3 separate regions of the Homo sapiens genome follow, and regions 2 and 3 are each linked to region 1. The links are chromatin loops, found by intact Hi-C in ENCODE. Cell type or tissue: IMR-90. All regions are shown on one strand. Each heading gives the region's core, and the rest is flanking DNA. Links, peaks and the distances in the headings are about the cores only.

Evidence for each region. Peaks named below come from ENCODE experiments on the same cell type or tissue, not always from the same donor. Only the 100,000 strongest peaks of a DNase experiment are listed, where the experiment ranks them.
Region 2: it touches region 1 in a loop (2.0-fold over the local background); 5 of 110 quality-filtered maps call a loop at or near these places.
Region 3: a loop joins it to region 1, with 5 times the contacts of the local background. A loop is called at or near these places in 3 of 110 quality-filtered maps.

Annotation. Positions count from the first base shown.
Region 1 is chr15:58,266,150-58,274,006 of GRCh38, reverse strand. No RefSeq gene overlaps it. Among named protein-coding and RNA genes, the nearest start is that of AQP9, 130 kb to the right of the region's middle. RefSeq lists an enhancer at 3,683-3,977. In IMR-90, for the core only: a CTCF peak has its summit at 3,877 (motif pointing left); a DNase peak (open chromatin) is centred at 3,876; H3K27ac peaks cover 149 bases.
Region 2 is chr15:58,606,739-58,614,595 of GRCh38, reverse strand. It overlaps ADAM10 (ADAM metallopeptidase domain 10), which reads left to right. Exons shown (of 16, transcript NM_001110.4): 12 at 2,605-2,788; 13 at 3,489-3,597; 14 at 4,079-4,299. Among named protein-coding and RNA genes, the nearest start is that of LIPC-AS1, 110 kb to the right of the region's middle. In IMR-90, for the core only: no CTCF peak of the experiment used is centred there; DNase peaks (open chromatin) are centred at 3,875 and 6,235; H3K4me3 peaks cover 571 bases; H3K27ac peaks cover 955 bases.
Region 3 is chr15:58,357,832-58,365,688 of GRCh38, reverse strand. No RefSeq gene overlaps it. Among named protein-coding and RNA genes, the nearest start is that of LIPC, 70 kb to the left of the region's middle. RefSeq lists enhancers at 2,043-2,543, 2,653-2,732, 2,803-2,862, 7,838-7,857. In IMR-90, for the core only: no CTCF peak of the experiment used is centred there; a DNase peak (open chromatin) is centred at 4,238; H3K4me3 peaks cover 177 bases; H3K27ac peaks cover 2,396 bases.

The DNA of each region.
Region 1 (7,857 bases), core at 1,758-6,757:
TTTATATTTTTATATTTTTATATTTTTTACATTTCCTTCCTATACAATAATGCAAGTTATACAGTCTTGCATTATTCTTTTAGAAAATACAGTAGACATCCTTGACTTGTTATAGTCTAGCTTATTAACAGTTTTACCACTTCCCAAGCAATGCAAGAAACTTAGAATGATTTAACTACATTTACCTCCCTCTTGACCTTTGTGATATTGTTTCCATACATTTTACTTCTACATATGTATAAACTCCACAAGACTGTGCTTTAAATAGTCAATGTTATTTTCTACTTATACACATATTTACCCTTTCTGTTGCTTTTTATTTCTTCTTATAGTCCCATGCTTCTACCTAGGATCTTTAACTTATCAATTATAGCTATTTATTTATTTATTTATTGTGATGGAGTCTTGCTCTGTCGCCCAGGTTGGAGTGCAGTGGTATAATTAATCTCGGCTCACTGCAACCTCCGCCTCCCGGGTTCAAGCGATTCTCCTGCCTCAGCCTCCTGAGTAGATGGGATTATAGGGATGCACCACCTTGCCCGGCTAATTTTTGTATTTTCAGTAGAGACGTGGTTTCACCACGTTGGTCAGGCTGGTCTCACACTCCTGACCTCAGGTGATCCGCCCACCTTGCCCTCCCAAAGTGCTGGGATTACAGGCACGTAATCCACTGTGCCTGGCCCAATTATAGCTATTTTAAAGTTTTTGCATCCTAATGCCAATATTTGGATTACGTGTGGGTTTGCCTCTATTGTTTGTTTTTCCTCTGGGTTATTGGCCTACTAATGTTTTGTTGTATGCCATTGTAGACATTTTTGAAAAGTTTAAAAAGTTTCCAGAATGTTATGTTTTAACGTAAGGAGTCCCTTCTTCCTCTCTTAGGCAGATAAGGCAAGGGGCTAATCACCTGAATCAAGTTATGCTTTGCGCTGGTCAGGGCTGGGTTGAAGTGTTTCTGAGACTGGCTCCATACTCCCAAGCTTTTGATTGAGAGCCTGACGGGTTTCTGCCTTTTCATCCCTGAAAACCTGCAGGAGATTCAGCTCCATCATTCCTCAGAAATCTGGTAAATATATTAAGAAAGAGGCTGGCTGTGTTTTTGAGGCGGGCCCACTCTCTGGGAGACTAATGGAGATTTCACTCTGCTTTTGGAAGCCCTTGGCCTAGCTCCTTGGCTTTCTGTGGGTTATGCAGGACTCAGTAAATGTTTCATGGGGAAAACCAGCCACATGTTTGGGGCTTGGGCATCTAGTGTCACATGACTGCCCAAATCCAGTAGATTTCCTCTGCATGGGCCAAGCCCAATCCTCAGTCCGCCCACAGAACTGGCAAAAAAAGAGGAGAAAGCTGCTGGCAATTTTCAGCTCATTCAACAGGGCTTTAAAAAAAAGTCTTTCCTCCTGCAAATCAGAATAATCTAGTCATCATTGCTTCCATTACTTGCTAATATCTTAAAAGTTGATTTTGTAATTTACCCGGGTTTTCTAGTTGTTGAAGTGAGAACCTGGGGCTGCCACTATCTACTGTATTCTGCCCAGGAGCAAAAGTTGACTACCGTAACAATTTAAAATATAAAACATGTATACTAAAAACATCTATAATTAGTCAATATCACTACTCTTCTTTTGACTACTATAAAAACTTTAGAGGAGTAACATTAACATTAAAGAATGTAGGAATGGCAAATATACAAGCAGCCACTACCCCTAGGACTGAGGCAGGTACACATCTGGAAAAGGGCCTTCTCCCAGGGTGAGAGTCACATTTTACTGAAGGTTGACGCCCCCTGCATGGTGGAGAAGTCTGCTTAGGCCCCACAGTCTGGGGCTGGTAGACAGGCAAACTCGCTGCTAGAATGCTGGCAACACTGCTAGCAGACCACCTATTAGACTGCCAGTGATGAACTTTCTTGAACCCACTCACTGTGTTGCTGTGGAAGTCACTGGGAAGCCACCTGCTGGGGTGCCCGTAGAACTTGCTGGAAGCTGTGCTAACTGCTAGGTAAGTGGCCCCTCACCTGCAAACCACCCACTGGCTGCCACAGGAGCCGGAAGAGTAAAGCAACAGAACCAGAAAGAGAAGCCCCTTCCTCCTGCTGGTCTTTCCAGGGCCCTGTACTGTCAAGGACTAACATTGCAACAGCTGGGGTCCAGCTCTACATCCCAAAGGAGGGCACAGAAGAATGGATTAAGAGCCAAGAGGAATACATTGATAATTGGCACAGATTTTCTTTTGCTCACCGTTGCTACTTGCACCCCATCCTTCCTGTGTTTATAGTTTGATTTCTGAAGTACATCCTTTAGCAATTATTTTAGCGCGGGTCACTGGATAAATTTTCTCAGCTTTGTCCATCCCAAATTGTCTTTATTTTACCCTCCTCCTTGAATAATAGTTTAGCTGGGTATTAAATTCTACACTGACTGGTCATTTTCCTAAGTACTACAAAAATATTATTTCATGTCTTCTGATCTTTGTGGCTCTTATTAAAATTTTTGCTCTTAGTTTAATTATTTGTAGGCAATCTGTCTCTTGTTGCTTTGAAGATTTTTTTTTTTTTTCTGGTCTGGAGTTTCCTATCAATGTTCCAGGTTTTTATCTTATTTGGGAGTCTGTGTTTCTTCCATCGGTGGAGTCATTTTCAGAAAATCTCTATCAATTCTGGAAAAATCTCTCCCATTAACTTTCCAAACATTGCCTTCCTAGTTCACTCTGTTTTGTCTTTCTGGAACTCCTATTATCTGCATTTCAATGCTTTTTATTCTTTTCTCTATGTATTTTATAGATATTTTTGTCTAACTTTCTGTGCTGAATTCTGTGCAGATTACTCAGTTCTTCTTGTCCACTATTTTCTCTACAGCTATGTTTAATCAGCTACTGAGCTCATTCTTTGAAGGCTTGTTTTTCATTTGTAAAAGTTTTATTTGGTTATTTTTCGAATCTGCCTGTTCTTGTCAAGTCTCTCCTTTTTCTACTAATTTACAAATTTTCTTTTAAGCGTATTTATAATCTTTTCTTTTGGATTGTTTTATTATCAGAAGTTACTTTAGTTCTAAGCCCATTCTAAATTCTTTATTCTAAGTACTTTAGTTCTAAGCCCATTTAGTTCTAAGCCTGGTTCTAAATTCATTATTGTATTTTACTGTATATTTGACAATACTTAAGGGTTGTTCCGTTGTGAGTTTTTAAATTTTGGATTGGATGTATATTCAGTATTTCGCTTTTTGGAGAATGCTATGCCACCTTGGTTGAGGAAGTAACCCTTCATAATGTTTTTGTGTTTACTCATGCTAGGTAATATAAATTTGTATCTTTAATAGCATAGGCCAGAGATTTTTGATGTCTCAGTGGTATCAGTCTGGGTCTAATCGGGAGACAGAAACCACACATAATAACTTAAATAAGTTAATTTACTATAAGGCATTATTAAGCTATGTTAACAGAGTAACTAAAATGATGTAAAGGGAATGCTACATTGAGACTCTAGGGCTGAGAGAGAATACCCAAGGAAGGGCACATTTGGATAGGATGGGGCCTTCTTGAGGCTGGGGTTCAAAACTCATTGGCAAAGATGTGGCTGCAGCTCACAGGAAGGAGAGGAGTTTACTGCGGCCCATCCGCAGTTGCTGGGCAAACAGGAAACACAAGGTGTAAAGTCTGGAGCATGGGAAGTCTGTGTCAGGAGGACCATGGAAAGGTGGTCACAGGACTGGCTGGAATGGTGAGGTCACCGAGGGACCGTGCAGAACACCACTGGATGTCCCCCTTCACCCACCCTGCTGACCAACCCTGCAGCAGGAGCAATAAAAAGCCAAACCCCTCACACAGAAACCAGGAAGAGAAGCCCTTTTCCTCCTGCAGTGTCCCTCCAGTGCCCTCTGCTGACAAGTATAGTATGATCCTTACTGTGAAGGAGAAAGGCTTACAGTGTTCAGACTGTGATCCCAGACCAGGTATTACAAGTTCAAAGCTGAGAGGCAATAAATTAATAAATGCCTCAATTTATCAATCCATCTGGATTGGTATATTTTCTTCTCCAGAATGTGAGCAAAGACACCCTTGATCTATTTGCCAGTAAATTGATTATTGTTAGTCCACCTTTCTCTGCAGGTGCCACCCTTTGAGAGTTCAGGTTTTAAGCAGCGGCCCTGTTCCCACTCCCTACCTCATGTGGACTCAAGGACTTCTTTCCTTTTCCCACGCGGGCATTAAAGCCGGCGCCCCTAGGAAACTGATGTCAATATCTTCTCATCCAATTTGGCAGCTGCTCATCACTTACTACTTTTCTTTTATGGTCTCTTTTCATTTTCATCACTTGGGAATTTCCCTTTCTTGGTTGTGAACGCAGCTGTGCATTAAAAACAAAGTGACACACATTATACCTAGCATTTCTAAGAGGTCTTAGAGGGAAGAGTTCAGTCTCCATTCCTCTGGCAGCTTAACAATACCTGTTCTTGTTCTCTCTTGCAAGTTTCTGGGCCAGATACCTTTTTTTTTCCTCTTTTTTTTTTTTTTTTTTTTTTTTTTTTCCAGAAAAGGTCTGGCTCTATCACCCAGGCTGGAGTGCAGTGGCACTATCTCAGCTCACTGCAACCTCTGCCTCCTGGGCTCAAGCAGTCCTCCCACCCCAGCCTCTTGAGTAGCTGGACTATAGGCATGCACCACCATGCCCAGATCATTTTTGTATTTTTTATGGAGACGGGGTTTTGCTATGTTGCCCAGGCTGTTATTGAACTTGTGAGTTCAAGCAATCACCTGCCTCAGCCTCCTAAAGTGCTGGAATTAGAGGAGTGAGCCGCCACGCCCAGCCTTGGGCCAGAAAACTTCTTGAGACATATGCTAGAAGATTTAAAATGTAAATAAAATAACCCTCACTGCGAGTTGCATTATTTTATTTTAGCATATCATCAGACCATGGCTGCTAGTTTAGGTGATTAATAGCTAGACTATCTCAAGCTTGGTGAAGTGGCTTGTACAGTGCTTGTCACCTGTAACTTTCATATGTGCATTTTTAAAACACTGCAGAGATGAATTTGTGGCAGCAAGAAGGGATTTTAATCTCCACCTGAGGGCTCTGCATACTTTGGTGGGTGTGTAACCAATTTCCATTTCATTAGTTATGTAAGATGTGACTTAACTCAATAACTGGATCCGACCCACATTTCTGATTTACTTCAGCAATGTATTAGCAAACATATAGGTTACGCTATGCATTGGCCTTACCCTTAGTTTAATTTTGGAGGTTGGTGTATTGTTTTACTGGGGAAACGTGTGCCCTAGAAATGTAAGGAGACTTTCCTCTGAGCTTCTGACACATTTTGCATACATCTAGACTATACTGCCTATCAATTGCAATGTAGTTTTTGTTTACTTGCTGACATTCCCTTCCAATTAGATCTTTGAGGATGAGATCTTTTTATCTGCCCCAGGGCCTCACACAGCTGCAGAAAGGAGATGATAATTAAATAATTTTTGAGTAAAGCACATTTTGCCTAGGATCATACAACTAGAAGTAACTCAGCATAACTTGTGTGTGCACCCACTATACTTCAGTACTTTAACTGCAGCAAAAGGCATGTGAGGGAATTATGGCTGGGTAGGTAAGCAGATTCCAGATCTTTGAATATTTCGTATACCATACTTGGATTTTTGAGTTCTCTTAAGGCCATGGGGAACCATTCAGGAGTTTCCATGTGAAGGGTGAGATGATGAGAAATGCATTTGTAAAGATCAATTTGTTGGTTTTATGTAGATCCTATAACCATTTAAATGGCTCTTATGAAATATTGGTGGAATGAGAATGAATACAAGAATGAATCAGGAGGTGCACCTTGGCTCTCCACAGTACACTTTGGTTCTATTGTCTGAGACAGAGTGCTAGCTGGGAGGTGTTTTGGACTGAACTGTGGCCTCTCCAAATTCATATGTTGAACTCCTAGCTCAGGACCTCAGCATGTGACAGTATTTGGAGATACCAAAGAGGTAATTAAGTTAACATGAGACCATTAGAGTGGGCCCTAATCCAATCTGATGGGTGTCCTAATAAGAAGAAAAGATTAGGACACAGAGAGAGACACCAGGGGTGAGCATGCATAGAGGGAGGAGCCTGTGAAGAGGCAGCAATAGGGCGGCCATCCACGAGCCAAAAAGAGCGGCCTCAGAGGAAACCAACCCTGCTGGCATCTTGATCTTGGACTTCCAGCCTCTAGAACTATGAAAGAAGAAATTTCTGTTTGTTGCCACCCAGTCTGCAATATTTTGTTATGGCAACCTTAGCAAACTAATAGAGATGGCTTTATAGGTTGGCCCAGTGTGGCCATCCCTACCTACTTTGGAGTAAAAGCTGTAGGAGTGATGGTAAAGAGCTTTTCCCACTGGAGGACTCAAGAGAGTTGGTAAAATGCAGTAGGAGGAGTTTCCATTAGGCATAAAAATACTTCCTCAGGTATAGAAGATGAAGTACTTCTATACCTGAGGGAGGGGGTGGCAAGGGAAACTGAAGTAAGGAAGCAAAGGCACACGTGGCAGTTGGGAAGCCCATGGGCACTGATGAAGGTAGGCAGTTCTTTTCTTTGCTACCCAGTGTTGAATTCTCCCCCTACTTGGGAGGAAAGAGAGTCTGTCATTGTGTGTTGCAAGGCAGAGCTGCCACCTCCTTTAAAGAAGCTCTTGGCAGAGGATGTCAGAAAGAATGGGCTGAGGCCCTAGGCTCAGCCAACTGGAGGTCCACACCCAGAACCCTCCACCTCACTGGAATAATCCACAGAAGATATGCCATCAGCTGAAAAATTCCTTACTGATGACTGCAACAAGGTGAGGCTCTTGCTAGCAGCAATGATACCAGAGGTGGTATCTCCAACAGAGGCCCCTTGCCGGTGGCCAGGCTTCCTCTCTCTCATCCTGCCCCCTACAAGACTGCATGTCCTGGCTTTCCCAGTCAGTTCTGTTGCTTGCAACCAGCAACCCTACAGATCCAGTGGTGAAGGGTGTTTTTTTTACCCCAGAATTTTGCAGAGTACTACTTGTTAAAGAAAGTCAGTTCTAATTAGAGCAACCCTCACTCAAGATTAGATAGGGGGTGAGAAGAGGTCGGAGAAGCTATTCAGTATAAGATTATATTTATATAGGAGGAGAGCGGGGGTGAGAACAAAGACAGGCAGATGCAAAGATGACATGAAACAAATTAAAATGTCTTATGCGATCAGTTAGAATACCTCAGTAAAATTGACACAAGATTTTTGTGACTTTTTTCTTTTAAATTTATTTTAACAATTCTTTTGAAGAGAGCTACTGATTAAATATTAATTCTGTTCTTAGTTGAGTGTTCTGATTATGTAGAAATAGTTTCCTATGGACTAGAAAAGTTGAGCATACTTTTCATGGTTCTTTGCATCTCATAAGCTTTCCTAAGTGGAAGAAGCCTGATTTTATTATCAATTAGAATCTTGAGTTCCAAATAATCGTTGTGGTTAAAGCACTGGACTGGAGTCAGGAGTTTTTAGCTGTGAAAACTCAGTTTCACTCCATTCTAGTATGGAATCTGGAAAAAATGATCTCAAAAGCTTCCCACAGCCCCAAAATTTTGATTCTACCTTAAACTATTAGGAACTTATTAGGGCATTTTAAACTTGCAGAAAAGTTTAGAAAATTGAGTAATAGACATAAATGTATCTATTATTTAGCTTTAATGTAACAGTTTGCAGTATTTGCTTCTGATTTTTCTTTTAGTTTTTAAAAAATTTCCATTCAATCAAAATTGGCTTTTTTTGGTGTACAGTCCTATGAATTAAAACATTTTTTATTGTGGTAAAATGTACATGAAAGTTTCCCAAGTTAACCATTTTTAAGTGTCCAATTCAT
Region 2 (7,857 bases), core at 1,366-6,365, 340 kb before region 1:
GAAATGAGGGACAAATAAAGTCTTATAGATTCTTGGCTGCCAATTTGTTTTTTCTTTCAGTACTTTGAACATATTATCCCATTCTCTCCATGCCTGTGAAATTTCTGCTGAGAAATCTGCTGCTAGTCTAATAGATGCTCCCTTATATGTGACTTGATACTTTCCTCTTGCTGTTTTTTTTAGAATTCTCTATGTCCTTGACTTTTGACAATTTGACTATAAATCCTCAAGGAAGACTTCCATTTTCAGCTATTATTTTAATAAATAGGTTTTCTTTTTTTTTTCTTTCTTTTTTCTTTCTTTTTATTTTGAGACAGAGTCTTAACTTCATCACCCAGGCTGGAGTGCAGTGGTACAGTTTGAGCTCACTGCAACCTCTGCCTTCCAAGTTCAAGTGATTCTTGTGCCTCAACCTCCTGAGTAGCTGGTATTACAGGTGCGTGCCACCATGCCCAGCTAGTTTTTTTCGTATTTTTAGTAGAGACGGGGTTTCAAGCTCCTGACAAGTGATCCACCTGCTTTGGCCTCCCAAAGTGTTGGGATTACAGGTGTGAGCCAGTGCACCCCAGCCAAAACAAAGGTTTTCTGTGCCTTTTTAAATCTCTTCTCCTTCTGTAGCTTTTAAGTGATTGATTGATTGGTTGCAGAGATGGGCTTTCACTACATTGCCTAGGTTGATCTTGAACTCCTGGGCTCAAGTGATCCTCCCACCTCAGCCTCCCAAAGTTCTGGCATTACAGGCATGAGTTACTGCACCCAACCTTCTGCAGCTCTTATAATATGAAAATTTATTCACTTGGTGGTGTCCCATAAGTCTTATAGACTTTCTTCCTTTTTTTTTCCTTCCCCTAAATGAGTAATTTCAAACATTCTATCTTGAAGTTCAGAGATTTTCTTTTGCTTGATCAAGTCTGCTGTTGAAGCTGTCTATTATATATTTTTATTTTATTCACTGAATTCTTAAGCCACAGGATTTTTGTTTCTCTTTAATGATATTTATTACTTTTTTGAATTTCTCATTCATATGAATTGTTTTCCTAGTTTCATTGAATTTTTTATCTATATTTTCTTGTGTCTTTTCCCTCAAATCATTATTTTGAATTCCTTTTTAGGCAATTTATTGATTTCCTTTTCTTTGGGACCTGTTGCTAGAGAGTTAATTATGTTCCTTTGGTGGTGTCATATATATTTGTTTTTTCATGTTTCATGAGTCCCTGTGTTCATGTCTGTGTGCCTGTCTGGTGGAACAGTCGTCTCATCTAAATTTTCTAGAGTGACTTTCATGGAGATATACTCTCACCTGTAGCTAGGTCTTAGTGTGCTGGTCGGGAAGGGTGTGGTGCTTCTTTTTCCAGGTAGGTGCAGTGGTATAGTCTCCATGCAGCTTCTTCAGCTGTATTCAACATCATCAATAACTGTAGGCACCTCAGTGGTCTGTGCTGTAGAAGTTTGTGGTAATGGATGCTGGTGGTGTAGGTTGTTAATGTCCTCAGTGGCAACGCCTTTTGGGGCCCTCCTATTCTCATTTTTCCCATAATGGTGAGACTTAGCCAAGGGGATCCCTCTTGGTGTCAGGTCTGACATGGCCTACGAGCACCTGCTGCGGTGCTGGCTTCCAGTTGCGGATGCGTAGAGTAACTGTGGGGCTGGAGTTCTAGGCTCAGGATCTCACAAACCTATTATGGTACTTGTGTCTTGCAGTGCATGTTTACTGTCTGGCAAGATTGAATGTAGGTTGCCTATAGCACCAGGATCTGTGACTCTGGGTTACTCCCTAGCACCTTGGGCCCAGCGGGCCAGTCTGTAGCTGGGATTATACACTTTGTGGGCAGGGTATAGCCCGGGCTTGGGTCCAGGGAAGAGGTGCTCTGGAGATTTGAGCCCAGAGCACAGTGCATGGCAGTAATTTCGGAGCCTGAGCCAATAGGACTCAGTGACGAGTTGGGTCACCGGGGATGGAGGTGGTGGTGAGTCTAGACCCTGGGATGGTGGGGCTTGGTGGTATCCCAAAGTCTGTGAGACCAGGTGCAGCAACAGCAAGTACCTCAGAATGTTCAAGCACAGCTGTCATTTGGGCCCTAGGGGGCAGGGAACAGCACAGTGATGACTACTGTGGGGAGAAGGGTGTCTCAGCAGCTCAGACTCTAGGGGGCTAGTCTAGCTCCAGGGAAGCAGGGTGCTAGAGTTGTTTGGCCTGTAGGCATAGTATCCCAGTTCAGCCACTGATATTTCCCTGGGATGTGAGTTACTGTGTTGGCTTAGCCCTGGAATGCACAGCTCCTCAACTTGGCCAAGGCATTATTACCTGAAGGAGCAATGTGCTGCTTTATCTCATACCCTGCAGGGTGTGACTTTTCTGTGTAGGCCCAGGCACTGTTTCTTTGGGACACACGGCTCCACCAGTGCACTGTTTACTCAGGAGGGCGGTGTGCGGTTTCAGTTTTTTGAAGTTGTATACCAGTAACATACTTATCATTTAAGTGATGAGACTTAGGATTTAAAAATTGGTACTATGTCTAATAATGTGGATCTAATCTAATATCTAATAGTATATAGGGAATAACTAGTGATTTACTTTGTTTAATCACTTAATGTTTCCTCTAGTCCAAGTCAAGGTCCTTGTTGTACAGCACAGTGTGCATTCAAGTCAAAGTCTGAGAAGTGTCGGGATGATTCAGACTGTGCAAGGGAAGGAATATGTAATGGCTTCACAGCTCTCTGCCCAGCATCTGACCCTAAACCAAACTTCACAGACTGTAATAGGCATACACAAGTGTGCATTAATGGGGTAAGCATTTAACTATATGTTTTAAAATTTAATTTTAGAAAACTTGTTTTTCAGAAGAATTATTGATGCTTAAAGCTACATAGTTAAAGTAATTAATCTTGGTCTCTGTTTAAGTAATATTCCCTCACAAAACCATGAATATATTATGTGGCATTCAATTAGCTACTAATTTGTCTTTCATCTTTCCATGTACATGTGGTTGATATTCTCTAGAGAAACATAGTTGTACAACTCGGCATGTGATTTGTCTATAATATTTAAGTTTTATAAAATAATATTTCAGTAGCCTAAATAAAAGAACTCTTTGGTCATCTTCTCTGAATATCAAACCTTCAAAGCTTTTGTGGCTGAATATCACTTTGCTCTACAGGAAAAAAATTTAATTTTTCTTTCTTTATAGAAGAGCCGTAATAACCAACATAAAATCGATCCTCATCTAATCTCTTGCTCTGCTTTTATTTCATTTTTTTAAGTTGCCATTGCTTTAAAAGATTTACTATCTTTCTTGGATTTACTGTTTTTCAAATTTTTTCAAATGTATTTATGTAATTCAGTTTTGATACTCATCTCTGTTTGTTTTTCACTTTCATTTCCATTTAAATATTTTGACATTGGAAGCTCATACTTGCCTGTCTGTTACTATAAAAAATAGGTTTGACTGTATAGGGATTAAACAATTTGTCTTTTATTTTTCTTCTAGCAATGTGCAGGTTCTATCTGTGAGAAATATGGCTTAGAGGAGTGTACGTGTGCCAGTTCTGATGGCAAAGATGATAAAGAATTATGCCATGTATGCTGTATGAAGAAAAGTAAGGCTTTTAAAAACACAAGAGTATAAAATTTGCCTCAAACTATTATTTTCTCCTAAATTTTAAGTGTAAAACTTTGACCTACAGTTTGGCCAGATAATTTCCAGCTAAATCTGTCCTCTTGAGGAGATTATAAATGTAACGTAGCATTGTGTCTCTATTATTATGGTCTCTACAATGTTTTAAAAATGATAAACTAGACAAAACGTTGCCAGCTTTACAGCAGTAATTTACATAAACACTGTTAGACTTTAAGTCATCGTGGACACTGAGTCAAGACTTGCTGGTTGCTTGTTTACATTGTAACATTTAATATGAATTACTGATGGCGTTACCCAGCCTAACTAGAGAAGGTCTGTATAACATGTTATGGTAATGATTTCAGTTTTTTTTCCCTCTTTGTATTTGCACAACTGGAAATCTGATCTTCAACTTATATTTGAATCTGACCTTCAGCTTATATTTGGCATTTCTTTTCCAGTGGACCCATCAACTTGTGCCAGTACAGGGTCTGTGCAGTGGAGTAGGCACTTCAGTGGTCGAACCATCACCCTGCAACCTGGATCCCCTTGCAACGATTTTAGAGGTTACTGTGATGTTTTCATGCGGTGCAGATTAGTAGATGCTGATGGTCCTCTAGCTAGGCTTAAAAAAGCAATTTTTAGTCCAGAGCTCTATGAAAACATTGCTGAATGGATTGTGGTAAGTATGTTTTTTATTTACAAAGAAAACTTAAAGTGGTTTGATCTTAATTTTACTTGGCCAGAAGTCATCAAAGTTACGAGAAAACAACTTAACTATTTATATTAGAATTACTTTATATGAAGATTTTTAAAGTTCTAATATTTCTGGTTATTATTTCCTTCTGAAGTGATCAGAATCATGTGTATCATTCATAGATTGCTTAGTAGGTGATGGGAGTCATTCTGTTTTACCGTGCTCCTTAGTTCATCTCCTGGATGGGTTACTTCTTTTGGTGCATATTATTAGGGCATTTTCATGGGACTTAAAAAACATTTTTTTTTGTTGTTTTTCAAGACAACTTATTTGCCCAAATCGTGGACTAATTGGTGATTTTTCCTGATCTTTCAGTATAATCTCTGGGTCTTTATCTTGTTTGTAATAGGAAATGTTGAACAGAATAAGATCAGATACACAGCCTTTTGTAGATCTACTAATGATTATGGATGTTCATCCAGCAGTAATCCACTGAACGCTTATTTTTAAGCCCACATATCTCCAAGTTGTACAAACACAGAATTACCTGATGTTTTCTTAAAAGATTGTCAAGATTGACTATCTCAACTTAAGTGTTCATGCTTTAAAAGTGATAACATTAAAATATCTATAGGAAGCTTGCAAATGATATATTTGAGAATGTGCTATAATTGAACTGAATGTAGTTTGCTTTGGAAATTGACTTATAACTCACATTCCCCTTTCTCAAATTAGTGTGTATGTGTGTGTGTGTGTATGTATGTATGTGTGTGTTCAGAACTATGGATGCCTTAAAGCACAAAAGATGTTGTTTGTGTGGGATGTCAGCCTTTTTTGTACTCTTCTAATAACATTCTAGAGTAAAAATTTTATAGTTAACCCCAGCATTTAAAATGATGTTTACCGTTCCTAGGACACATTAGGATATGTGGTTTTTAGATATGTAATGATCATGGAGTAGAAGGATTGTTGAAATTGGATTTAGGAGATCTACCTAGGTTTCAAACCAAATACTTGAGCAGTTGACTTAACTTAGGTTTCCTTAAAACATGTTACTCTTTTTTTAAATTCCTGTGCTTGTTGCGTGGTAAGTTCTAGTAAATACCTGTCAAACTGAAGTTGTCTTCTGGTACCATGGTGCAGTGGAAAGAGCACATGTTTGAGAATCACGTAAGGATTCAAATAATCTTTCTGGTGTTTATCAATTCTGTGACTTCAAGCAGCTTACCTTTCTTGGCCCTTCTTTATTTTCAACTCAGCTATTTTTTTTTCTGATTGTCTCTAATAAGAAAAGTTGAAATTTGGTATACTTGTCTGCTGTAGAAGACAGTGTATACAGAAAACGAAAGGAGATCTCAGAATTACATTCTACTGAGTATATATTGTGCTAGATATTTTAGATTTTTGGGGTACTAAGTCATATCTAAACATAGCATTTTTTTACTTTTCTCTGTTATCTCTAATTTTCACTCATTACATTATTTAGAATTTCAAAAGCCCATTTATTTTCACTTTAAAAATATTTAATAGACATGATCTTTTAAGTATTTTTAAGACCTTTTCTCCCCATATTTTAGATGTGAGGATTAATGAAATGTTTCACAATGAATTGGCAACATGAAGTCCTTTCTTGTGCTCTGGAACTAATTAATCAGACACTTTCAAGTTCATAGACGTTGACTTTAAGTGTGTGTGGGATAGAACATGCCTTTATTTTATATCATTGTTGACAGGCATATGCCAGTCTTTCGAATAGCATGCTCATAATGTGTGAAGAGTACCGCTAGGCTGTTGGTGCATTTGTGGGCATTAACCACATCAAGCAGTAAGATAATAAACATCTGGTCTTTACAAGTTACTTGTCTCATTTGCTTATGTGCATAGTTTACTTGCATACCGGGATTTATCATGTTAGGGAAGTGCCCTTCCAGTTAGTAATACAGATTATCAGGATGCTCTTGTGTAAGAAGCTGTGAAAGAAGTGAGGGGTTAGTTTCACTACTTTCCTTTCCAGTGGTGCCTGGTGGCGTTTTGTCTTCTTTCTGTGTTACACTATGGCAGCTTTTCTCCTCATGCAGGGTAGAGTAGGAAGAACCTTAACAATTTAGAACTTCAGGGCATGGGTTATTGACTGCTGCTACTGGTACCACGGAAGTGATACTTTCTTTTCTGTGTTGACAACTATGTTTTGATTTTTCCAAATACATTTACTGTATTTGCTGAGTGCCTACTGTGTGTTTGGACAGGATAAAATGATAAACATCCTTTGGATTTATCAAAGAGTCATCTAGTTCTTGAAACATTTAAGAGCATTCATCAGTAAATCTGTTGAGACCTTATTTCAGCATCTCCTTTTCTTTAATTAGGGATTGAGGGCATTGGTAATTCATTTCCAGTTTCTTCTATAGTTGATGTGTTCTGATTTTCTGTATCTTTCATGTTAGGTTTGACATTGTAGAAAACTACCTCTTACCTTGACTTTTATTGTTCAAATGTATTGTTGTGTTTCCCCTCCTTTTAAAAATCATTGCCTGATGATTTTGTGGCTTTTTTCTTTTTAACTTGTTCAGATTTATCAGGAGTTTGTATTTTTGTATTGCTAATTTATCAAGAGTCAAACACATTCTCATTTTAAAATTAGTTTCTGCTGTCATATTTTGCTATAATTTTATGCATCTAAGTAGTAAGTATCTGGTATTCTTTATGAATGAAAGATTTAGAGCACTGTTTCCCAAATGCTTAACAGAACACTAGTTCCATTAGATGTTCTGGGCCTTCAATGGTCAAATGAATCTGGAAAACTACTCCATACTATAGACCTTTCTTGGAGATTTGTGAGAAGACCTGCAATAAATAAATCGTTTAAACTTCATTTTCCAAACTTACCTAACCCTAGAAACTTTTATGATGAAAAGACTAAGTCCTAAATATCCTTAGATGTCATTTGGAAAAATATTGATTAATAGCAGTAGTTCTCAATCCTGATTGTATACCAGAATCACCCTAGGGTTTGGACTAATTAAATCAGAATCTCTTGGGTTTAAGTATCTGGGTCTTTTAAAACTCTCCAGTTAATTCTGATGAGGAGCCAGGGTTAAGAACCACTCATCTAGAACAGGGGTTGGCAAACTATGGCCCATGGGCCAAATCCAGCCCGTGCCTATTTCTGTATGGCTCAGAAGCTAAGAACGGTTTTTACATTTTTAAATGATTGAAAAAAATTTAAAAATTATCAAAACATTCTTTTAAAAATCATATGAAATTCAAATTTCAGTATTGATAAATAACATTTTATAGGAACATGGCCACACCCATTTGTTTACACATTGTCTTTGGCTGCTTTTGCACTTTGAGTAGCTGCAACAGTGACTGTATGGCCCCACAAAACCTCAAATGTTTATCTGGGCTTTTATGGGAAATATTTGCCAACTCCTGATCGAGAGCGGTGATCTCAAAGTGTAGGCCTGAGAAGCAGCATCAGCATCACCTGGGAACTTCATAGAAATGCAAATTCTTACGTTCCATTCCAGACCCACTGAGTCA
Region 3 (7,857 bases), core at 1,672-6,671, 92 kb before region 1:
TTCTTATGATAGCCATTCTTTTGCATTTGCTGAGGAGTGTTTTATTTCCAATTATATGGTCAATTTTAGAAAAAGTGCGATGTGGTGCTGAGAAGAATGTATATTCTGTTAATTTTTGGTGGAGAGTTCTGTAGATGTCTGTAAGGTCCACTTGGTCCAGAGAGCTGAGTTCAAGTCCTAATATCCTTGTTAATTTTCTATATTGTTGATCTGTCTAATATTGACAGTGGGGTGTTAAAGTCTCCCACTATTATTGTGTGGGAGTCTAAGTCTCTTCGTAGATCTCTAAGAACTTGCTTTATGAAGCTGGGTGCTCCTGTATTGGTTGCATGTATATTTAGGATAGTTAGCTTTTCTTGTTGCATTGATCTGTTTACCATTATGTAATGCCCTTCTTTGTCTTTTTTGATCTTTGTTGGTTTAAAGTCTGTTTTATCAGAGACTAGGACTGCAACCCCTGCATTTTTTTGCTTTCCATTTGCTTGGTAAATCTTCCTCCATCCCTTTATTTTGAGCCTATGTGTGTCTTTGCATATGAGATGGGTATCCTGAATACAGCACACTGATGGGTCTTGACTCTTTATCCACTTTGCCAATCTGTGTCTTTTAACTGGGGCATTTAGCCCATTTACATTTAAGATTAATATTGTTATGTGTGAATTTGATCCTGTTGTTATGACGCTAGCTGGTTATTTTGGCCATCAGTTGATACAGTTTCTTCATACTGTCTATGATCTTTACAATTTGGTATATTTTTGTAGTGGCTGGTACCAGTTTTTCCTTTCCATATTTAGTGCTTCCTTCAGGAGCTCTTGTAAGGTAGGCCTGGTGGTAACAGCATTTGCTTGTCTGTAAAGGATTTTATTTCTCCTTTGCTTATGAAGCTTAGTTTCGCTGGATATGAAATTCTGGGTTGAAAATTCTTTTCTTTAAGAATGTTGAATATTGGCCCCCACTCTCTTCTGGCTTGCAGTGTTTCTGCAGAGATCTGCTATTAGTCTAATGGGCTTCCATTTGTGGGTAACGAGACCTTTTTCTGTGGCTGCTCTTAACATTTTTTCCTTCATTTCAACCTTGGTGAATCTGACAATTATATGTGTCTTGGGGTTGCTCTTCTCGAGGAGTATGTTTGTGGTGTTCTCTGTATTTCCTGAATTTGAATGTTGGCCTGTCTTGCTAGATTGGGGAAGTTCTGGATAATATCCTGAAGAGTATTTTCCAACTTGGTTTCATTCTCCCTGTCACTTTCAGGTACACCAATCAAACGTAGGTTTGGTCTTTTCACATAGTCCCATATTTCTTGGAGGCTTTGTTTGTTCCTTTTCATTCTTTTTTCTCTACTGTTGTCTTCATGCTTTATTTCATTAAGTTGATCTTCAATCTCTGATATCCTTTCTTCCACGTGATCAATTCAGCTATTGATATTTGTATGCATCACGAAGTTCTCATGCTGTGTTTTTCAGCTCCATCAGGTCATTTATGTTCTTCTCTAAAGTGGTTATTCTAGTTAGCAATTCCTCTAACCTTTTTTCAAGGTTCTCAGCTTCCTTGCATTGGGTTAGAACACACTCCTTTAGCTTGGAGGAGTTTGTTATTACCCACCTTCTGAAGCCTACTTCTGTCAATTCGTCAAACTCATTCTCTGTCCAGTTTTGTTCCCTTGTTGGCAAGGAGTTGTGATGCGTTGGAGGAGAAGAGGTGTCTGGCTTTAGGAATTTTCAGCCTTTCTGTGCTGGTTTTTCCTCATCTTCGTGGATTTATCTACCTTTGGTCTTTGATGTTGGTGACCTTTGGAAGGGGTTTCTTTGTGGATGTCCTTTTTGTTGGTGTTTACACTATTCCTTTCTGTTTGTTAGTTTTCCTTCTAACAGTCAGGCCCTTCTGCTGCTGGTCTGCTGGAGTTTGCTGGAGGTCCACTCCAGATCGTGTTTGCCTTGGTATCACCAGCGGAGGCTGCAGAACAGCAAATATTGGTGCCTGTTCCTTCCTCTGGAAGCTTCATCTCAGAGGCGCACCTGCCAGATGCCAGCCAGAGCTCTCCTCTATGAGGTGTCTGTTGACCCCTGCTGGGAGCTGTCTCCCCATCAGGAGACACAGGGGTCAGGGACCCACTTGAGGAGGCAGCCTGTCCCTTAGCAGAGCTTGAATACTGTGCTGGGAGATCCGCTGCTCTCTTCAGAGCCATCAGGCAGGGATGTTTAAGTCTGCTGAAGCTGCGCCCACAGCCGCGCCCCTTCCCGCAGGTGCTCTGTCCCAGGGAGATGGGAGTTTTATCTATAAGTCCTTAACTGGGGCTGCTGCTTTTCTTTCAGAGATTTCCTGCCCAGAGAGGAGGAATCTAGAGAGGCAGTCTGGCTACAGTGGCTTTGCCAAGCTGTGGTGGGCTCCACCCAGTTCAAACTTCCTGGCGGCTTTTTTTACACTGTGAGGGGAAAACTGCCTACTCAAGCCTCAGTGATGGTGGACGCCCCTCCCCCCACCAAGCTCAAGCATCCCAGGTTGACTTCAGACAGCCGTGCTGGCAGTGAGAATTTCAAGCCAGTGGATCTTAGCTTGCTGGGCTCTGTCGGAGGTGGGATCCACTGAGCTAGACCATTTGGCTCCCTGGCTTCAGCCCCTTTTTTAGGGGAGTGAATGGTTCTGTCTTGCTGGTGTTCCAGGCACCACTGGGTCATGAAAAAAAAGCTGCTGCAGCGAGCTTGGTACCTGCCCAAATGGCTGTCCAGATTTGTGCTTAAAACCCAGGGCCCTGGTGGCTTAGGCACCTGAGGGAATCTCCTGGTCTGTGGGTTGTGAAGACCGTGGGAAAAGTGTAGTATCTAGGCTGGAATACACCGTTTCTCATGGCACAGTCCCTCATGGCTTCCCTTGGGTAGGGGAGGGAGTTCCCCAACCCCTTGTGCCTCCTGGGTGAGGTGAGGCCCCACCCTGCTTTGGCTCACTCTCCGTGGGCTGCACCCACTGTCTAACCAGTCTCAGTGAGATGAGCCAGATACCTCTGTTGGAAATGCAGAAATCATCCGCCTTCTGTGTTGATCTCGCTGGGAGCTGCAGACCAGAGCTCTTCCCATTTGGCCATGTTGCCAGCCTGTCTCCCTGCATTCTTTTAAAATACAGATTCTCTCCTTTTACTATAAGATTCTGATTTTCAGCAGGTGCTATGGTTTAAATGATGGTGTCTGTTCCAAAATTTTTGTGGTAACTTAATCCCCAATGCAACAGTATTAAGAAGTGTGGCCTTCAGGAGATGATTCAGTCATGAGGACTCTGTCTTCACGAGTGGAATTAGTGCCCTTATAAGAGCTGGAGGTTGAAGGGATTGTCCCCTTTCCCTTCCATCTTCTCCTATGTGAGGACAGTGTCCCTCCCCTGTGGAAGATGGAGCAGCAAGGTGCCATCTTGGTAGCAGAGTTGGGACCCTCTCCAGACACCAAACCTGCTGGCCCAGCCTCCAGAACTGTAAAAAAAATTTCTATTGTTTATAAAGTACTACACAGAATGAGGTGTTTTGTTAGAGAAGCACAAACAGACTGAGACAGTAGGTAGGCTCCAGGTGTCTGTATTTGACATCCATCTCAGGTTTACTCACCGGTATTTAGAAACCACTGTTTTAAACCAAATCTAATGATTGCCATTCTTTTATAGTAATTGACTTTTTAAAAATACACTTTATATTTTAGAGCAGTTTAGGTTTACAACAAAATTGAGAGGAAGGTACAGAGACTTTCCACGTATTGCCAGCTCCCACATACGCACAGCCTCCCTTACTATCGAACCACACTAGAGTGGTACATTTGTTACAACTGATGAATCTACACTGACACATCCGTATCACTCAAAGACTATAGTTTACATTAGGGTTCATTGTAGATGTTGTACATTCCGTGGGTTTTGACAAATGTATAATAACACTTATCCACCACTGCAGTGATCATACAGGGTAGCTTCACTGCCCCAAATGCCTCTGTGGGCACGGCATATTCCTCTCTTCCTCCTCGCAACCCCTTGCAACCATTGATCAGTTGTACTAACTGACACTTCCTCTGTTTGGGCATTTCTGGACATTTTGCAACAAGACTTGCTCCTGGTGGCTGGTTCCTCTGCTTTTTCCCATTATGAGATGTTTTTTTTTTTTTGAAGGGGAGAAGCCAGAACCAATGATGTCATTTCTCTGAGGCCTGATGAGGAAAACTGAGCCCATCAGTCTTTTAACCACTGGAGGAGGATCCTGGTGGGAACACTTAGTAATTTGAGATCGTAAAAATGAATGGTGTCATGTAGTAACTGTTAACATACGCCGCAAGATGTTTATGATTCCCTGGGGCCAAATATGTAAACATTCTTCCAAGTTAAGCTGCAGGAGATAGTCAATTTCACAAAGAGATGATTTTTCCATTTATATAAGATGACTGAGTAAGAGGAAATATGGGGTGCAGGGAGTAAAACCGTTTATCTAGAGCCTGGGGCAAGGGCACATGCATCAGGCACCATGTGTGGTGGGCAGGTGGCTTGAGCTGGAGACCCTGGAAGAGGAGCTTGGGCTATGGCCTGAGCCCCTGTGGGAGGTCATGTAGTCCCTCTTTTGAGACAGGGAAAGGTCCATGTTGGGGTCTTTTACCTTCTTGAGAGCAGATGAAAGAGAGACAGAGATGGTTCTTGGAGATAGCGTGAACTGAACTTGCTGGATATGTCCAATTCTAGGAGATTAAGGTGGCTTAGAAGGATTCCTGTGTGGAATCAACTCAACTCACAAATCAAATGAGACTGAGTAAGTGGACAGAAAGGGGCACCATTATAGATTGAATTTTTTCCTCCTGGAAAGGGATGTTGAAATAGAAATACCAGTAACTCAGAATGTGACTTCATTAGGAAATAGAATCTTCATGGAAGTAATCAAGTTAAAATGAGTTCATTAGGATGGACCCTAATCCAGTATGACTGGTGTCCTTCTGAAAGGGCAAATTTGGACACAGAAACAGACATGCACACAGGGAAAACACCACGTGAAGATGGAGGCAGAGATAGGGAGATGCATCCTATAAGGCAAAGAATGCCAGTCATTACAGAAACCAGGAGAGAGGCAGGGAACAGGTTCTCCCTCACAGCCCTCAGAGGAAACCAACCCTGCCGGCACATTGTTCTCACATTTCTAGCTTCCATAACTGGGGGACAGTAAATTTCTGTCATTAAGCTCACCTAACTTATGATGCTTTGTCATGGCAGTCCTAGCGAATGAGTACAAGCACTTTATCTCTTTTATTATGGATCTAAGTTTCATGAAGACAGGAATTGTGTGTTGTTCATGGCATATTTTCAGTGCCTGGAAAAGTGCCTGGCACAGAGTAGGGGCTTAAGGAGTATTTAGCTCAATGCCTGGATCCTTTGGGGGGATATAGAGAGGTTATTTGAGCCAGAGGACACAAACCAATAGCCATCATGTAGTCAGCACCTGGTATGTAGCTGTGATATTTGGTGTTATGAAGATCATCTCTAATCTACAATGTAACCTGCAAGGTAGGTCTCATTTTTCTTAAGTCACAGAGTGGAAACTGAGGTTTAGAGAGATTAGGAAAATTGCCCAAGGTAACACAGCTAGTAAGTGGTAGATGTGGGTTGTAGCTCAGGCCTGTCTGAGTCTCCAGCCCTTGCTCTCATCAGTAGCCAGGACAGCAGAGGGAACCAGGCACACAGCCGGTGCCAGAGTCCCCTTGGAGCAGACGTCAACTAGTAGCTTGGGGATAGATCTCTAGACCCTGGAGAGGTGCAGTGCCAGAGCGGTCATGTTAGGCAGAAATCTAACTCCCCCAGTGGGGGCGTAAGGATGGACATGAGACTGGGGGAGGAGGAGGAATGGAGCTCTGTGCGGAAGTCCCTGGTCACAGCAGCAGCAGCGGGCTCTGGGTTACTCGGACGTGTGTGTGTGTGTGTGTGTGTGTGTGTGTGTGTGTGTGTGTTACCAGAAAGCTTGATGCAGTTGTATAGATGTGGGTGAGGCTGACTCAGACTTTAGGGAAGATGTGCTGCAAAAAGAAATTCTGCGTCTTAAATGGCTGCTGTGCGGCTGGCAAGACAGCAGGAAAGTGGACATGATTGCACTTCCAAGTTGGCTACCATTCCCCCTGCAATTTCCCGAGACTGAGGCCATACAGACGGTCATGAGACTGAGGCCATACAGACGGTCATTAGCCAGGACAGGGTTTTAAGACCCTTTTAAGGCTGTGTTCCCTGATATTCCCTTCAGGGCCATCCTGAGAGGAGCTCTTTCCTTTTCCATCTCCTGTCTGGGAGTTTCCCAATTCTGAAGCCTTTTCCAACCTAATCTCTAATCCATGGGCTAGAGAAGCAATTCTCAGGCTCTTCTATACTGAGCCCCACTTTTGGATGCCATTCCATTTTTTCATCATGTTGCTGGTACCTAGCACGATGCCTGGCACAGAGCTCCTTCGATATATGTTTGCTGAAGGAATAAAATGAGAGGCCTGTCTGGGCTGGACCTTGCAGGACTATACACCATGGAAAGAGCTCCAGTAGCACGATGTTCATTGCCTGTGTTGGGGACTGAAGGGCAAGGGACCTCTGTGGATCAGTGGAGCTCCCTGGTTGAGGAAGTGGCACCTCTGGGGCTCTGTGACCAGGAACAGAGAGTCTTTTCTTGGTTAGCACAGACCTGCTGCTCTAGCTCCTTGCTAAGCTTCAAAGTGGAGAGGAAAAGAGCCTCTGAGGCTATCCAGATTGATGTCTCCTCAATATTGTGGTGGTTATGGTCTCAGAACTGTATGAGCCAGCTATACTTCTAGACCATTGTCAGGTGTACAGATTGCCTAGGGGCGGGGATGGAGTGTGTTTAAAATGCAGATTCCTAGGCCTTTCCACTGCGAATCCAGCTTCAGCTAACCTGGGGTGGAGCAAGCGAAAGAATCTGCCCACAGGTTGTACTGATGCCACTGGCCAGAGGATTGTACTTTGAGAAATGAATCCCTACATTTTCTCACCTGTAAAATGATGCTTTCAGATATCATTTGTTGGGAAATTGTAGAACTCTTTCCAGTGCTGTGAAATAGAAGCACAAGCAGCTTTGTTTGTGTTATCAAAGGTTTAACTCTAATACCAGAGCTTGATTGCTAATGGGCTTCCAGAAGTCACATATTTCACTGGTCCAGATGCTTACCTGGTTTCCAGGTATGTGTGAGAATCTATGCCCACAAAGCAGGAAGTAGGAAATGAACTGGAAAGGATGAAGCTGCTGCCACAGTCTAGTGCGGTATGCCTCCCTCTGCATCCTTACAGATCAAAGGGATGCTAATGTAGGGGAATATGCAGATTTTTCAGACTCTAGCTCGCTGGGTGGGTGATTTCTTTTATGTCATGAAATAACATGAAAGAAGGAAACCCTTGGCTTTGGATTGGCCTCCTGCGGTGGAAAGTCCCAGAGATGTGAAGTCTCATACTAAGGCCTCCCATGCATGATGTGAGGTGAGAGTAAGATTGGATGGGAGGTGCTGGCCCTTCCTGGGAGGACATCTGATACTGAAGGTGACTAAGGTACGTTGGGCCCTGTTACCCACAAAAGACCTCTGCACTTCGGGGCTGATCACAGGCTAAAGGGCCCCATAAAGAGCAGGCCTGTTGATGCTTTGGGAAGCCTGGAAGCTTTGGTTTCTTGTCACAAAAAAGTGCTGAGGTGGTGTAGAGTCTCCGTGAATGAGGTATTACCAGCCAGCCTGGGACAGACGCCTGTGGAACAAGCCTCAAGCTCACCCTGGCTAAGTTAACAAGCTTGACTTCCTGCTCTGCGAATGTTCTCAAAGCAATAGAGTGATGTTAGGTGACTGAGGCTCACTGCAGAATGTGTGTGGT